Regions from separate parts of the Homo sapiens genome. Here region 1 is linked to region 2. Evidence: read pairs that join two places in POLR2A ChIA-PET (ENCODE). Cell type or tissue: HepG2. All regions are shown on one strand. Each heading gives the region's core, and the rest is flanking DNA. Links, peaks and the distances in the headings are about the cores only.

The links. ChIA-PET counts read pairs that join two places held together with the same protein. Peaks named below come from ENCODE experiments on the same cell type or tissue, not always from the same donor. Only the 100,000 strongest peaks of a DNase experiment are listed, where the experiment ranks them.
Region 1: POLR2A ChIA-PET joins it to region 2 with 6 read pairs; 2 of 35 experiments call an interaction of 5 or more read pairs at or near these places.

Annotation. Positions count from the first base shown.
Region 1 is chr5:134,625,336-134,628,253 of GRCh38, reverse strand. The region is part of intron 1 of SAR1B (secretion associated Ras related GTPase 1B); the gene reads left to right. Among named protein-coding and RNA genes, the nearest start is that of SAR1B, 6.0 kb to the left of the region's middle. RefSeq lists a cis regulatory region at 1,725-1,738 and an enhancer at 1,660-1,804. In HepG2, for the core only: no CTCF peak of the experiment used is centred there; a DNase peak (open chromatin) is centred at 1,733.
Region 2 is chr5:134,298,353-134,301,270 of GRCh38, reverse strand. It overlaps CDKL3 (cyclin dependent kinase like 3), which reads left to right. Exons shown (of 13, transcript NM_001113575.2): 13 at 2,561-2,847. The coding sequence ends at 2,620. Among named protein-coding and RNA genes, the nearest start is that of CDKL3, 67 kb to the left of the region's middle. In HepG2, for the core only: no CTCF peak of the experiment used is centred there; a DNase peak (open chromatin) is centred at 1,440.

The DNA.
Region 1 (2,918 bases), core at 319-2,818, 330 kb before region 2:
GTGCATGCTATCACATCTGGCTAATTTTTGTATTTTTTATAGAAATGGGGTTTTTCCACGTTGCCAAGGCTGGTCACAAACTAAATATGTATTTTTTTTCTTTTTTTTTTGAGACGGAGTCTTGCTCTGTCACCCCGGCTGGAGTGCAGTGCAGTGGCACGATCTCGGCTCACTGCAACCTCTGCCTCCCAGGTTTGAGCGATTCTCCTGCCTCAGCCTCCTGAGTAGCTGGGATTATAGGCATGCACCACCATGCCCGGCTAATTTTGTATTTTTAGTAGAGATGGGGTTTCTCCATGTTGGTCAGGCTGGTCTCGAACTCCCGAACTCAGGTGATCTGCCCGCCTCGGCCTCCCAAAGTGCTGGGATTACAGGCGTGAGCCACTGCTCCCGGCCCTTAATGTGTGGTTTTATTTATTTATTTATTTATTTATTTATTTATTTATTTATTTTTTGGGATGGAGTCTCGCTCTGTCGCCCAGGCTGGAGTGCAGTGGCGCAATCTCGGCTCACTGCAAGCTCTGCCTCCTGGTTTCACGCCATTCTCCTGCCTCAGCCTCCCGAGCAGCTGGGACTACAGGCGTCCACTACCACGCCCGGCTAATTTTTCTGTATTTTTGGTAGAGACGGGGTTTCACCGTGTTAGTCAGGATGGTCTCGATCTCCTGACCTCGTGATCCGCCCGCCTCGGCCTCCCAAAGTGCTGGGATTACAGGCGTGAGCCACCACGCCCGGCCGGTTTTAAAAAGTAAATGAGCCAGGCATAGTGGCCTATGCCTGTAGCCCCCAGGTACTCAGGAGGTTGAGGTGGGAGGATTGCTTGAGTCCCCGAGATTGAGGTTGCAGTGAGCAGAGACGGCGCTCCCTGGGTGAGAGGGAGACTCTGTCAAAAAAATAAAAAGTGGCGGGGCGCGGTGGCTCACGCCTGTAATCCCAACACTTTGGGAGGCCAAGGAGGGCGGATTACGAGGTCAGGAGATCGAGACCATCCTGGCTAACATGGTGAAACCCCGTCGCTACTAAAAATATAAAAAATTAGCCAGGCGTGGTGGCAGGCTCCTGTAGTCCCAGCTACTCGGGAGGCTGAGGCAGGAGAATGGCGTGAACCTGGGAGGTGGAGCTTACAGTGAGAGGAGATCGCGCCAGTGCACTCCATCCTGGGCGACAGGCGAGACTCTGTCTCAAAAAAAAAAGTAAATGGTTTTGTGTAATTACTCATGTAAATCAGTTTTAAATATTAAATGCCATATAAGCTTTTTAAAATTTGCTTTTAAAATTTTTCTATAATAGCTTTTTTGAGATATAGTTGATATACCATAAAATCGACCTTTTAAAATTGTACATTAAGTGTTTTTAGTATAGTCACATTGTTGTGTAAACATCACCACTATCTAATTCCAGAACATGTGATCATCCCAAGAAGAAACCCAGTACCCATTAGCAATCATTCCCCATTTTTCCTTCCTTCAGTCTGACAACCACTAATATACTTACTCTATGGATTTATCTATCCAGGATATTTCATTTAAATGAGCCATCCATGTAGTTTAATGGAACAAGGCTTTAAGAAGTTACTTGTAATCTGAGATTCTGTTCCATTACATCCTTTGCACTGGTTTTCATGTTACTTGAGTAGATCACTTTTCTAATCTGCAGAGAGACTTTTCCTGTTTGGTATTGGTGCAATAAATAAATCTGCTGACGTGTGTATGTTTCCTTGTTCTTGACCTTTGCTCTTCACATGTCTTAATAGTGTGTTCATGGTGTTGTGTAACCTGTTTTCTGGGCTCAGGTATCTGTTTGCAGCTAAGTAACTTTTATTCTTAGTTGGGCATTTTTACTTCTACTTAAAATAACAATAAAAAAACAGTTAATTCTGTTTCTAATTACTCCTAGTTTGTTTTAAGGTTCCTAGAAACCACATTTTTTTTTTTTTTTTTTTTTTTTTTTTTTTTGAGGCAGAGTCTTGCTCTGTGGCCCAGGCTGTGGTGCAGTGGCTCGATCTCGGCTCAGTGCAACCTCTGCCTCCTGGGTTCAAGTGATTCCCCTGCCTCAGCCTCCTGGGTAGCTGGGATTACAGGTGTGCACCACCACACCCAGCTAATTTTTGTATTTTTAGTAGAGATGGGGTTTTGCCACGTTGGCCAGGCTGATCTTGAACTCCTGACCTCAGGTGATCCACCCGCCTCAGCCTCCCAAAGTCCTGGGATTACAGGTGTGAGCCATTGTGCCTGGCTGAAACCACAATTTTAAAGAAATATATATATTATTATCTTCCAAAGCAGAGTTTGTGTCTTCTTAGATTATCTCTCTTGGGACAAATTTTACAACAGCAAATTGGTACCATCCTTATGCAAAAAATCCTTTTTCTGTCAAGGCTTTTCACCATTCTTTAGCTCTCACCTACCAACAATCATCTTCAGTGAGGACTTTGCCACTTGATTCACAGTCTGTATCAGTGCCCTCCAGTCTTCCAGGTGATTACACTGCCTGTCAATGTGGACAGTGTACCCTCTAGCCTGGCTTCCAGTATCTGTCACCTCCATTTTTCTTTATCGTCCATGCCAGAGCCAGGCCTTGGAGTTTGCCACCACCCAACCCTGAACTTCTCTTGAATTCTTGAACCCCCTATATTCTCTTCCACTTTGCTGGCACAATTCTGGCACTCCTTTCACCTCTCTCACCCTTTTCTGTTTTTGGCTTAGAGACTTTTTCTACCCTATTTTCCCAATTCTGTTCTGTTGAGAAGCCTGCCTTTGATCACCGCTCCATCTCTGTATACTACCTTTCTTTACCTTTGTCCACTCAACTTGAACTTCTGATCAGATCCCTACAGCCCTCTCACTAGTACTCTCAAAATCCTGTTCCCCTTGTCCTTTTTCATTTCTATTCTGGATGTTCCTAATCTCTAGTCACTC
Region 2 (2,918 bases), core at 321-2,820:
ATCCCAGCACTTTGGGAGGCTGAAGAGGGTGGATCACCTGAAGTCAGGAGTTCAAGACCAGCCTGGCCAATGTGGTGAAACCCCTTCTCTACTAAAAATACAAAAATTAGCTGGGTGTGGTGGCTCATGCCTGTAATCCCAGCTACTCGGGAGGCTGAGGCAGGAGAATTGCTTGAACCTGGGAGGCGGAGGTTGCGCAGTGAGCTGAGATCAAACCATTGCACTCCAGCCTAGACAACAAGAGTGAAACTCCGTTTAAAAAAAAAAAAATCCATTAATAGTCATCTTTCGGTTCATTATAAAAAGTAATAAGGTGGCTTTAAACTTTTAAATTTGGGTGACATACTCATGTCACAGCACGTTGCACAGCATACCATTTGCACATTTTTTCAATCATTGGGTGAGTTAGGGCTCCTGAGGTAGGCAGACTATTAATGTGCCTCATGTGTTTATCCCATTGTCCTGTGAGAGTCCCCAGGAACTAAAATTACTTTCTAGTCCAGGAAAAAAGGAACTCTGCAGGAAAAAAGACCCTTCTGTGATTTTTAGGATAAATAATAAATTAAGGAGGGAAAACATCTTCTTGTTCATATGATATAGAACTCCAGAAAAAATGAAGTCATCAGTGTTGATTATAGTTTATTTGTACTGCTTATTCAAATGCAGCTCTGACAAGTGACTGAAATTGCATAAAAGGCTAGTACAACTGGTTTTAATAAATGTCAGAATTAAGAACATTTCTTAAATTTTGAGCCTGTAGTTTATTTTAGAGCATGAAAGAATATGACATATTTTTAAAAACATAAGATAGGGAATTGCTAGTTATTTTTTCTATTCTTGGCTCTGTATTGACTTGGTTTTCGAATTATACAATCAGATCCAAGCACTTCTCAGGTTTACTTTATTTTTTATTATTTATTTATTTATTTATTGAGACAGAGTCTCACTCTGCCACTTAGGCTGGAGTACAGTGGTGTGATCTTAGCTCACTGCAACCTCCACCTCCTGGGTTCAAGCAATTTTCCTGTCTCAGCCTCCTGAGTAGCTGGGATTACAGGTGCCTGCCACCATGCCTGGCTAATTTTTGTATTTTGAGTAGAGACGGGGTTTCACCATGTTGTCCAGGCTGGTCTCGAACTCCTGACCTCAGGTAATCTGCCTGCCTTGGCCTCCCAAAGTGCTGGGATTACAGGTGTGAGCCACCACGCCCTGCCAGGTTTACTTTTTAAACTCTTTCAGCTATCTCAAATGTGCGTGCATGCATTGAATAGGTTCTATAACCAGAGAGAGACTAAATTACTGGGAATGAGTGAGTTAGGCAAGAGAGAAAAGAGTCCATACAAAGGCCACCTTTTGTTTTGTTGGATGATAATGATAAGGAATACATTGCTAAATAGTTTCCCTGTACCTTATGAAACAACCCATAGGGGCAAAGTACAAGTATTTATCTCTGGCTGTATTTCCTTAGCCAAAGACTCACCATGTCCTCAATTAAAGACCTGTTTCTATTTACTTTTTAGAATACAGGAAATGCACAAACTGAAAGGAAGAAGAACTTGCCAGATGTAGAGTAGAAAATGCAGCAGCTGAAAATTCAGGGAATCCCAGAATCACTGTATGGTTTTTTAAAAATCCTTTTTATTAATGTTACATACACAAAAATGCTAACTAGATAATTTTACAGGTATATCGTAAATCCTGTTAGTTATATGTACATTCACCTAAATTTGTTTTTAAATTTATTAATCTTTAAATTATTCATGTTTTCTTAATTTGAACATGAATTTATAAAAACTACCTGACTGGTACATCCTAATAAAATTGCAGCTTACATTTAGTCATATAATTTTATTTGATCACCTATTATTTCAATCATACTTGATGAGTGGTCATTCTTAGCATTGGTTTAGGGCTTTATAATTACAGAAGGAAAAGTTTCTAAATATGTGATAAAGTAAGATCCTGATGTCTGGGAACACCAAACATTTCTGAGCAAACAAATATACTTGATAACCATGTAACATGGGTTTGGCTTTACACTGAACTTTCTGGAGCAGCATTTAAACATATCATGAAGATTGTTTAAAAGGATGGAAATTGGTCGGGCATGGTGGCTCACGCCTGTAATCCCAGCACTTTGGGTGGCCGAGGCAGGTGGATCATGAGGCCAGGAGTTCGAGACCAGTCTGGCCAGCATGGTGAAACCCCATCTCTACTAAAAATGCAAAAAATTAGCCGGACATTGTGGCGTGCACCTGTAATCCCAGCTACTCAGAGGTGGAGGCAGGAGAATTGCTTGAACCCGGGAGGCGGAGGTTGTAGTGAGCCGAGATCACGCCACTGCACTCCAGCCTGAGCACAGAGCGAGACTCCATCCCGCTGCCCCCCGCAAAAAAAAAGATGGAAGTTGAGCAAGGCATTGAAGCAAATCTTTTGGCTTGACTAGCATGTTTATAATTTAGTAATTTACATGTAATTTAGCATTAATAAAGTCAGAGTTTTGGTAGCATATATTTACATTCCAGTCCCTGATTCTTACTAGCTTGGTTTCTAATTTTAGGGTGGAGATGGCCATTGCGAGGGGAAGAATTTGAAGAGAAACAGGTTTTTTTTCTGGTAGTGTCTTTTCTTTTACATAGTCCAAAAAATACAAGATGACAACTCTTCCCGTTTTATTTATCTACAATAGAAGTGTGATGTGAGTTGTTGTTAAGACAGCCATCCATGTGCATGAGCATCATCCAGCTTTTTTTGTTAGCAAAACATTTACTGTTTTCTTTTCCCTTTTAAGACTCTGTTGATGTGATAATTTGATTTGGAATTATAAAGTCATCTCTTCTCTGCCTACTTCTTTTTTTTGCCATGATTACTGAGTGGATAACACAAGCCGTGACATGATACAAACTGTACTTATACTT